Regions from separate parts of the Homo sapiens genome. Here region 1 is linked to region 2. The links are chromatin contacts, found by Hi-C in ENCODE. All regions are on one chromosome and are shown on one strand. The core of a region is the stretch at or near the end of the contact, and the rest is flanking DNA. Distances in the headings are between cores, read along the strand shown.

Region 1 (5,996 bases), core at 3,201-5,700, 2.2 Mb after region 2:
CCAAGGGTCAGTACTTCTTATTTGGTACTTTATTGAGAGTAACGGGTTGCCTGTGTCCTAGCACAGACCTGCTGCTCCGTGTTTTGTTTGACTTAGCACAGAACCACGTACACAGCAGGGACCACGTACACTTAACGCCTGTATAGTGGGTATAAAAATGATATGGTTTGGCTGTGTCCCCACCCAAATCTCACCTTGAATTGTAATAATCCCAATGTCAAGGGTGGGGCCAGGTGGAGATAATTGAATTATGGTGGTAGTTTACTCCATACTGTTCTCCTGGTAGTGAATAAGTCTCATAAGATCTGATGGTTTTATAAATGGGAGTTCCCCTGCACATGCTCTGTTGTCTGCCACCACGTAAGATGTGACTTTGCTCCTCTTTCACCTTCTGCCATGATTGTGAGGCCTCTCCAGCCATGTGGAACTGTGAGTCTATTAAACCTCTTTTTTTTTTCCTTATAAATTACACAGTCTTGAGTATGTCTTTATTAGCAGCATGAGAACGAACTAAAACAACACATAAACAATCTACAAATTCAGCTGGATGCCACCATAATGCTCTGTATGCTACTGCAAGTTAATACAGTATGCTCAGTCAAGTCTGTCTACAGCAGGGAGATGTGCCTCCACCTTAGTGATGGACCTCTTGGTGATGAAAATTTAGGGCCTAACAAGAGACAGATTGCACTGTCTCTTCCCAAGCCCATGTTCAGTGACATCATGTTGATATTTTCCAATCAGCCAAGATGGGAGTTTTTACGCTATAGACATTGGCAAGAGCTAAAAATTAAAGCTTTTTTCCCCCTCAAGGAGCAGATTGTTAAACACCAGCACATCACTGGACATGACCTTTCTGCTGGTAGGGAGGCAAGGTAGCAGTTGACTTTTCATAATGTGCTGTTGCTGTGTGGGAAGAGGAAGGGCTCATCCTGACTGAGGCAGTCATTTTAGGGACCGACATCTCCCTGCTGTAGACAGACTTGCCTGGGGACACTGTATTAATTTGCAATATCATGTAGAGCATTATGATGGAATCCAGCTAAGAACAACCTCATAACCAGTCTCCAGAGGTCCGTCCAGGAGACGGCGTGGCCAGTGGTGGGCGCCCTGGGCTGTATGTCCCCATCTGTGTCTGCCTTTGTGCCACTCATTTACACCAGCAATTGCAGGAGACTGGGACCCCCTCTCTTCAAAATTACTACCCCTCTTTATGTAGAGGCACACTGCCTAAAAAAACAAGTTGGAAAATTTTCCAAATAGCTTTGACTCAATAATTATCCGACAGCATGTGGACTATCTCTTGGGTCTTTTATACCATCAAACCAAATTGGCAGCATGAATCTTATAATCCTATTTACACATGTTTTGGGTTAGGAAGGAGTGGTACAGATTTTGTTCTAAACAGCATCCATTAGTTACTACTTGTACAATACATTCTATATGCGGGCCCTGTGATAAATGTCAAGGCTACAAAGAATGTGGCTCTTGCCCTCCAGGACTACAAATTCATTGTGGAAGACTGGGAAATAAAGCAATGACAGTTGGGTGCAATCAATGCTTTACCGAACTTAGGAAGAAATCAGGGAATCTTCCCAGGTGAGGTGCTACTTGGACATATATTTTCAAAGCAAATGAGTGAGAGTTATTCTAGCAGACAAGGAAAATGAGGTTGCTTTGGACAGAGAGAGGTGAAGGTGAGAAGGAGACCCACTTGCCTCTGGGGATCTCTCTTGGACTCAGGGGATGTGGATCAGTGGCAGGCACCCATCTGGGAGGATGGGGCTCACGTTTTGTGGACCTGTGGAAATGATATGGAGCAGGATATAAAAGTGGAATCATTTTGCTCAGCTTCAGAGGATCCCCAAGAAAATGACTGCTATGTTCCAAAGCAAAGTTTGAGGCCACTCTGCAGGAGGTGGTGAAGAAAACAGGCAGCTTTATTACTCTTAACCCTTTACCCACACTGAGAGTATAGAAAAAGGCTTGGAGATAAAAAGAAGATTTTGGAGAGAGTTATTGATATGTCGTGAGTCCCAATCCCACCCCCAGGGGAGTGGATGGATAAATGTATACCATGGGTAAAGAGATGAAGCCCTCACCCTCCAGAGTGGGTGCCCAGTCTACAGAAGGCATGGACCGGCAGGGAGGGGTAACTGCAAGTGAAATCGCACATTTTAATGGAGTCACTACGCTGGATGTTTGAACTACTACCTTGGATGGTCACTTGTATTATCTGGAAGTGACCAGAATACTGATGAAATGTGACCTAAATTTCATTCAAGGGCAGGAGAAGATTCAGCATCCAGTGTAAATTTGAAAGATTGATGGGATTCAAAATAAAATTACTATATCGTTATATCCACGAATTGAATTGTGCTTGTTCAATGACATAGTGGTTACAGATATGTGCAATTTTTTCTCCTGGGAGAAGGGTATATATATATATATATATATATATATATATATATATATATATATATATATACACTTTTTTTTTTTTGAGACAGAGTCTTGCTCTGTCACCCAGGCTGGAATGCAGTATGTGATCTCGGCTCACTGCAACCTCTGCCTCCCGGATTCAAGTGATTCTGCTGCCTCAGCCTCCCGAGTAGCTGGAACTACAGGTGCCCACCACCATGCCCGGCTAATTTTTGTATTTTTAGTAGAGATGGGGTTTCACCATATTGGCAAGGCTGGTCTCGAACTCTTGACCTTGTGATCTGCCCTCCTCAGCCTCCCAAAGTGTTGGGATTACAGGCGTGAGCCACCGCGCCCGGAGGGGTTCATATCTTTATAAGGACAAAAAAGGATCCAGGATTCAGAAAGGTTATTACAGCTTCTGTGGATGGGGGGAAGGCATTCAGTTGGGTCAGGGGTCATCGTATGATCAGCTTTGCGTTGTATGCATCATATGCATCGTATGATCAGTGGCTTCCTGTCGGAGCAGGTCGGAGAAAATGACTGCTAGGTCTGGAGGCAGGGAGACCAGTGCCAGGGCTGGGGGGCTGCTGTGCGAGCACAGGCCCTGCAAGGCTGAGGGCTCGTAGCTTGGGTTGGAGAGCTCAGGGCAGGCTGGAGAGATGCCTGAAGGCCTGAGTCGATGGGAATAGGGACGAGCAGATGTTGAAGACGAAGGCAGAATGAAGACGGTCCCCGGGATTCTGGGCTGAGCCCCTGGATGGATGGTGGTCTTGTAACCGAGCTGAGGGAATAAAAGGAAAAGTGGGGTCAGGGGGATAATGACTGGCTCAGACCAGGAATTCGAGGTACCAGGTTTTGTGCTTGGGAGAGAGATGTGGGCTAGATTTGGGAGAAAGTAGAGACACGGAGTGCAGGCAATTGTTTTAGAATCTTAGAAAGTATAACATAATATAGAAGACAGAATATGGAGTTTGTTGGTTTGCTTTTAATTGGGGACACTTGGATATATTTGTAGAAAACTCAGGCCACTAGTTTTCACTCCAAAGAGGAGAACTCTGGTCCACAGGTGGTGGCTGGCAACCAGGGCAGAGCAGAGGTGGGGAAGACACATGGCCCCCAAGGAGCCTGATATCTTGGGGCTGCCGGGCATGCTTGTTCACTATAGTCACTCAGGGTATTCGCCTTCACTGCCCTTGGATTCTGTGGGACACCCCGGGTCCTTTCTGTGCCTTCGTCATCTTTAGAAGCTTCCATGTGGCTGGGAGGGCTTCTGTTTCTAGCAACTGAAGGATGTGAGACAAACGCCCTGACTTCCAGGGGCTCTGTCGCCCAAGGGAGTTTGAGAGTTCGTGCCTGGTGGGCTCACTCACGGGTCTGAAATGCCCCCTCTGCTGGGATCCAGAGCCCTCCTTCTGTCACCCTGCCTAAGAAGACAACACCCAGGCTTTCCGCTTCATTTACCGTCTCAAAGTCACATCACGTAGAAACTCAGGGTTTCTATTTGACATTTCTTCCGCATTTGTGCAGATGTCTGTAGGAAAGACACATGCTACACCCCAGGATCTGGGAGCCAGAGTGCCACAGGCAGCCAATCAATGTTTAGACGATGATGTTCAAGGTATGGCAAGAAGAGTGCACAAAATATTAGGGCTCCGGGGAAGAATGAGTGTATCAAATCGTCAATAAAAGTGTGGCAGACGGACAAAATCAACTTTCAGTGCTGCACTTTACAACTTGGTTATGAAACACTACGATTTCATGGTATATGACACGGAATCTCTTCTATCTGGGGATGTAAAATAAAACCCCTGGGAATATACTTTACAGTTCTTATGGGGAGAGCTCACTGTGTTTTCCAAGCCAAATAAATTTATATTATTAGAAAGAGAAGTCATGTTTATTTATTAAATTATTTGCCTGGTTTAGTGTATCATTGTTGAATTTCACACACCGAAAACATACGGCGTAATGAGAATTGAAAAGCCCCAACTTTAAAGTCTGCGAGAAAGGAAATGAAGTTGTGGACAGCTGTTCTCTGTTTCTCAGCACGACTACAAAGGAGGGGCCACGTTTCACCACTGTAAGTTTTGCTTCCTTTTCAGAGACTCATTGCATGTATTCCTGGAGAAAATACAGGACCACGTTTTGTGAGTTGTGAAGCACCAACGATGCGATGTTTTGCTCCCGTACCAGAATTTTCTTTCTAACGATTCTTGGTCCCAGGAGAAGCTAGATAATTAGCTAAGTTTGTTGAATTTGTGATAGGAAGATGATTTTTTACATCGTTGTAGGCACAATGGGTACTTTGATGACAGGTGTGCCCCTGGGGGAAAAGGACCTCTTTGAGGCCTCCTTCTGGAAGGACGGCTTCTCAGGGCCCACTCACTGACACACACCTCTTGACTTCAGTGATCAATGAAGTTCCCCCTCTGTCTCTCTGAGTCCATCTCTCTCCACAAGGGCAGGGCTAGTTCACATTGTGATTTTTACTACATAGATACTTTTCCACTATAAATTTAATAAAATTTGTTGTCAGTTTTTGGTGGTTATAATGATAAATTAAATTTACAGGTATCAGAGTGTGCTCTGAGATTTAAATTGTAACATCCAAAGATGAGCAGACAGCCAGTCACCGTGGAGAGGGCGCTCAGGCCTGCCAGACGTGACCACCCTCCTGCCTGAAGCTTTACTCACTACAGGAAGAGAGGGTTGGAGAACCTGGGCAGCAGAGAGTGCGCAGAGCACCAGAGGCAAACAGATGTGGGCAGTGCCATCCAGACCCTGCCTGGGGATGGGGAGCCTCGTTCAGGGGACTGGGCGACCCAGCCCACTGGCAGGAAGGGCAAGGAGGCTGTGTTTCCTGTGACCGTTATGCAGGAGGCTCACTTAGCCCACTTCCTTTGCTCTGAATCCACCCCAGTGAAAGCATGTTCTCACTATGTTTTGGCTTCTCTCTAAGAGCTGCCTACAGGGAGAGAAAGGGGCTGGCCTTGGAGGTGGTTGTTCCCACTGTAAATCAATGCAGCATTGGCCCTGTGACTTTTGTCTTCCCCTGAACAGTACATCCTCTCTTGTCGGGCTTCAGCAGCATTGACTCTAGAGTCAGAGAGTTGGAGGTTGGTGGAGACTTCTTATTCCACCTGTCTTAGATGGCATCCATCACCCCTGTCCATAGACACACATTGTCATGATGACAGGTGGTTGTGAGACCTCAGCAATAATGATTCTAGAAACTGCAGAAAACCTAGTACAGTGTGAAGAAGGAAATAAAAGTTGCCCAGAGCCTCTTTATAGAGAGCTAATGACTGTTTACAAATATTATTCTTGTTTTTTTCTTCTTGCTTTTTAACATATTTCAAGTCCTACAGTATAAAAGTGTTAGTATACTTATGGAAGTTCAGGTCCTAACTGAGAAATGTTCTTTAGAGAGGCAAATTTATCTCTAGGCTTATCTGTCAAAGAATGTATATTCTTTATACACAAAAGAATAGGCTCCACAAATATATGTATAAAGTTGGTTTGGATTTACCGACAAGCAGATTATTTTCTTTGTTCACGTTTCCTTCTTGCAT
Region 2 (5,271 bases), core at 515-3,014:
TTTTTTTTTTTTTTTTTTTTTTTTTTTTTCTGTTTTGATCTTCTGCCATGGCCATGAGAAGGACATGCCCAGACTAGGTCACTGGTCCTGTGAGGAGGATGAGAGCTGTGTGGGGCAGAGCTGCCTCAGCTAAATTCTACCAGCCAAGCCCAGGCTAGAGCAGTGACCCCAGATGATCCCCCAAATGCACGAATGAACCCAGCTGAGGTCAGTCAAGTTCAGTACAGCTCAGCAGCCAACCCTCAGCTGATCCACTGACACATAAGCCACAATAATAAGTGCTCATTGTCTTAAGGTACTGAGTTTGGGATAATTTGTTACACAGCAAGAGGTAACTGATACAAGTGGCTACTATGTTAAGCTTGGGGATACCAACATGAATTAACACTAAATATCCACCTGCAAGTAACTTACAATGTAATGAGGAAGCAACAGTTACAATAAGGTAAGTGATATATGCTACTAGAGTTAGGGTTAGAGTTAGAGAACTTGAGAGGAACTTAACGGGTGCTATAAAAAAGGAACTCAATAGGTGCCATTCGGGTTCAGAGAAACAAGGCACAAACTCTGCCTTGGAGGTTAGCAAAGCCTGAGAATGAGAGTCTTGTCTACCAGTGGAGGCTCCCTTTCATTGCCTGCTTCTCAGGCAGAAAGGAAGTTTTCTCCAAAATAACACATGTGCCAAGCAAGGTGTGGACAAATAACCAGACAGCTCTGAGCATGCCCTGCATCGAACACTAGACCAATTGCTTATGGTTGGAAACAATTGAGATCAGACCCAAGGTTTGACTCACATAGGAACAAGTTAACTTCCTGGGATCCAGGGCAACAGAATCCACCTTCACCTCCAGTGGGCCATCTTGCGAAGGAAAGCTGTTGGACTCTAAAGGTGCAGTGGGGTCGGTCCATATCCATGGCCAATCCTGAGTGAGGGCCTTGCTGATGTGGAGAACCCCAGCTTAGTCACTGAGCAGGCATCTCCTTGTCCAAATACCAAGGACAGACACCGCAGGCCACCGACCACTGTAACAGCAAAATAAATTTGTTCCAGGGAAAATGCTAAACATGTGACTGATTTTTTTCCTGTAGTTCTTAAAAAAAAAAAATTCCCTGTGCATCTTGATGATGCATCATTTGTAAGATGCTTTGTTTGCCTACAGTGGTGTCTGGTGGAGGACTAGGGATGGACACTCTAATTCAGAAAGTAAAGAAAAGTAATTGACAGCTTTCCTTCTGTAATTTTGTTTGAGTTCATAAAATAGAGAATTGCTGTAAGCCTAAAAGCAACTGATGGCTGACACCAAAATCGAAACATGGATATGCTCAGCCTGACATCTTAGGAAGCCGCCAACGATACTGTGTGCAAGCCCATCACCCAGCATCTCCCTGGGTATCCCAGGCTTCTTAACCAGAGGAACTTGCACAGAGAAACCAAATTGTGGATGGTTACAGCCATGTGAGTAGGGCTGATCTATCTTTACCTGACAACTGCACATGCAAGGTTAGCCCTTGTTCTGAAGAGCAGATTCTTCTCTGAAATCTGATGCTCTTTGTCTGGACTTTTCAGAAGGAGAGAGAGCATAATGCTTAATTTTATAAGTGACTGATTTGAACTGTGTAACGTCTAGAGATATTTCTCAGAGGTTTACTATCGGTCACAAAAAATATAACATGACTCAGAGAAGAACTGATTTCCCTTTTTTGAAAAGTAGAGAAGCCACAGGGCAAACAAATGAGGCAGCTTCCCCTGGCTCATGCGGAAAGATTGACGTCAATCTCCAAGTAGCTGAGACAGCTCACGCTTGCTTGGGCTCATGAGGAAGAAGTGGAAATCTCTGTGCCACAAAACCCAAAGGCATAATGTCAAAACCCCATCTGTAAGCAGGAGAGAGCTTCAAGGCTGGATGGGCCATGGTCTGATTACAGAGCCAGTTTCACAAAAGACATGGGGTTTACAGCATCACAGGGAGAAAGAGGAGATCGTCAGTTAAATGAAAGAGAACAGTGGATAAAATGACTCTTTTAAGTGTGCTGCCTTTCAGTTCACTGGCTCACAATTTAATGGCAAATAACCAGAAAAATGCCACAAGTCGTCCTTGCTATGAAGTCTCCAAACTCTAGCTAGGTTTAATGGTGCAACATCTGCATATTTGTATTAGTCTGTTTTCATGCTGCTGATAAAGATATACCTGAGAGTGAGCAATTTACAAAAGAAAGAGGTTTAATTGGACTTATAGTTCCACATGGGTGGGGAGGCCTCACAATCATGGCGGAAGGCAAGGAAAAGCAAGTCACGTCTTACGTGGATGGCAGCAGGCAAAGAAAGAGAATTTGTGCAGGGAAACTCCCATTTTTAAAACCATCAGATCTCATGAGACTCATTCACCATCATGAGAACAGCTCAGGAAAGACCGCCCCCCACCCCCATAGTTCGATCACCTCCCCTTATGGGAATTGTGGGAGTTACAGTCAAGATGAGATTTGGGTGGGGACACAGCCAAACCATATAAATATTCCAGCTGCCACTTTGCAGAGTAAATGGTGAGAAGTGATTGGAATCTGGATATAGAGTGCAGGTCAAGCTGACAAATTTTGTATATGGTTTACATGTAGAGCATGAGAGAAAAGAGAAGGCAAGGATTACACCAAGGCCATGACCTGAACAGCTCTTGCCTCGGTGCCTCCAGGTGTGTGGGATGTGTTTGCTTTCTGCTTCTACCTTTCTGGTGCTACTATCAACTTTTTGTCCAGGAACCCCTTGTCTATGGAGTTGTGCCTTCCAGTGGTGTAGACCATCTGCTTCTTCTTCCCAAACCAGGAAACCGAAATGCCACAAAACAGCGCATGCCCTTACTGCGTGTGAAGTCCTTCGGCATTTTATCTTCTCTTCCATTAGTTGTATTTTTTAAAAAGTTTCTCAAAATCCACTACACAGATTCTCTATCCTCTATCGAGTCATGACCCACAATTTTGAAAATCACTCTTTCAGACAACACTGTATGAGAATATTTTTCCTGCTTGAAGCCAAGGGAGAAATAACACTGCTTCTATCCCCAGGCACACTCTAAAGGACACTGGAGAAAGGGGACAGAACCAGCAGCAGGTGCCCACACGTCAGGAAACACTCATCCGCTGAAACAGCTGAGCTTGCCTGGAGATTTGCAAGCAATATATCCAGGAACAACTCCTGGGCTTTTCTCCTGCTGAGCTCCCAGGATCACTCCCTTAGACTCAAATTGTCACCCCCAACTCGCTGTGGTGGCTGCATGGTCCAGATGGCGCTGCACCAACCACTCCTCTGGGGCTGGGACTCTAGGAAGCAAGTGACACACCTTCTTAAGACTAACCCGCAGGTCGGCTTTCTTATTTTTTTTTAAGCAATAATCTCTATGGAGACACCAACAGAGGGTAACAGTAATCATCAACAGAGAGAAGGCTTCGGAACACACAACACTTTCAGAATATGACAGTTTATAATGTCTTGGCCCATATCTACTGTGAAGCAGCAACATCAGTCTTCCAGCCTCTGACCATCACTCTCCTTTGTGAAGGCCCAGCAAGGAGCCCTTTCTAGTCCATGTTGATCAGCCACCTGCCTTGAGGAACTCGATTTAGGCTGTTTTATAACCATTGATTTGTGTTCATTAACTTAAACCTCGTCTCTTTTTAATGGGTTCTTCTATTAGTCTTAATAGTTTTTAATTTGTAATTAAAGTTTCCTAGAGTCACAAATTAAATATCATATCACAGGCAAATATAGATCATTTTGTCTTCTTGACTTAAAAAGTTATACCTTGTATTGCTGTTTCTGGACTTATTTCATTGCCCCGAACTTTTAGAGCTACATTAGACAATAGGAAATGGCAGGTATTTCGGAATTTATTGGAAATGCTTTCAACTTTTCTTTTCTTTCTTTCTTTTTGAGATGGAGTTTCACTCTTGTTGCCCAGGCTGGAGTGCAATGGTGTGACCTTGGCTCACTGCAACCTCTGCCTCCTGGGTTCAAGCAATTCTCCTGCCTCAGCCTCCCAAGTAGCTGGGATTACAGGTACACACCACCACACCCAGCTAATTTTGTATTTTTAGTAGAGACGGGGTTTCTACATGTTGGTCAGGCTGGTCTCGAACTCCCGACCTTAGGTGATCCACCCGCCTCAGCCTCCTAAAGTGCTGGGATTACAGGCAAGAGCCACCATGCCCAGCCGCTTTCAACTTTTCTCTCTTAAAGTATAATATTGTCTCGTTGGTATAAGATGTCATCCTATAATATCTAGTTAAGAGGGTTTTTAAAAATAACAATGATAGTTAAGCTTTATTAAATACTTCTTCAGCATCTATTTTTTTTTATTTTGTATTTTAAAGTATGCATTAATAGATTTCCTACCATTATATTAATATTACTCTGTCTTCTTGGAATAAGCCTTCAATGACATACTGAAATATTGTAACATATCTATGAATTTATTTTCAAGTGTTTTATTTAGGATGTCTGCAATTTTATTAATAACATGCTGTCTTTGCCAAAGTTGCTGATATTAAAAAAATAGATTATTTACATTAAAAATGATATTATAATTTTCTTTGTTATCTGGAAGAGTTTATAAAATATGGAAAGTCTCTTTTCCTCGAAAGCTTTAATGAATTTCCCAGTGAAATCTTCTGCCATGATTGTGAGGCCTCCCCAGCCATGCGGAACTATAAGTCCAATTAAACCTCTTTCTTTTGTAAATTGCCCAGTCTCAGGTATGTCTTTATCAGCAGCAAGAAAACAGACAAATACAAATATGCAGATGTTGCACCATTAAACCTAGCTAGAGTTCGGAGACTTCATAGCAAAAATGACTTGTGGCATTTTTCTGATCCCCTCCCTTCTCCAGGCTAATTTTTGTAGTTTTAGTAGAGACAGGATTTCGCCATGTTGGCCAGGGTGGTCTTGAACTCCTGACCTCAGGTGATCTGCCTGCCTCGGCCTCCCAATGTGCTGGGATCATGCACGCAGCCTAATTTCTGATTTTCATGTATAATTTTTCTCAATGAGCTTTACCAAGATATCTCTGACCAACTCTCAGATAGCCAGCTTTGGGGTTTATTTATCAATTCTCCTTTATTCCCTATATGTTTTTTGTCTTTAAAAATAAATAGTTGAAAATTTTCTGGTTATAAATTATGTAGAAAAATTAGGAGTACTCAGACAAAAAAACCTGCAGACTCCCTCAATGCTCTCCTCCTTAATCCTGATCTCCTCCCTTCTCCCCGGGTCAGGGATTTGAG

Evidence for each region. A loop is a pair of places that touch in the nucleus more often than their neighbours do. Pooled maps may share reads with other maps.
Region 1: a loop to region 2 is called in a pooled map, with 4 times the contacts of the local background. The contact joins two enhancer-like sites. A Hi-C loop is called at or near these places in 2 of 37 single-sample maps with no recorded cell type and 6 of 50 pooled maps.

What each region holds. Positions count from the first base shown.
Region 1 is chr2:236,541,506-236,547,501 of GRCh38, forward strand. It overlaps a transcript of ACKR3 not described here. Among named protein-coding and RNA genes, the nearest start is that of ACKR3, 25 kb to the right of the region's middle. RefSeq lists enhancers at 3,618-3,747, 4,868-4,917. Within about 2 kb of position 4,451, at least 7 of the 41 ENCODE cell types and tissues checked have a DNase peak (open chromatin) inside an H3K27ac peak, as active enhancers do.
Region 2 is chr2:234,307,212-234,312,482 of GRCh38, forward strand. No RefSeq gene overlaps it. Among named protein-coding and RNA genes, the nearest start is that of LINC01891, 140 kb to the right of the region's middle. RefSeq lists an enhancer at 1,832-1,971. Within about 2 kb of position 1,765, at least 5 of the 41 ENCODE cell types and tissues checked have a DNase peak (open chromatin) inside an H3K27ac peak, as active enhancers do.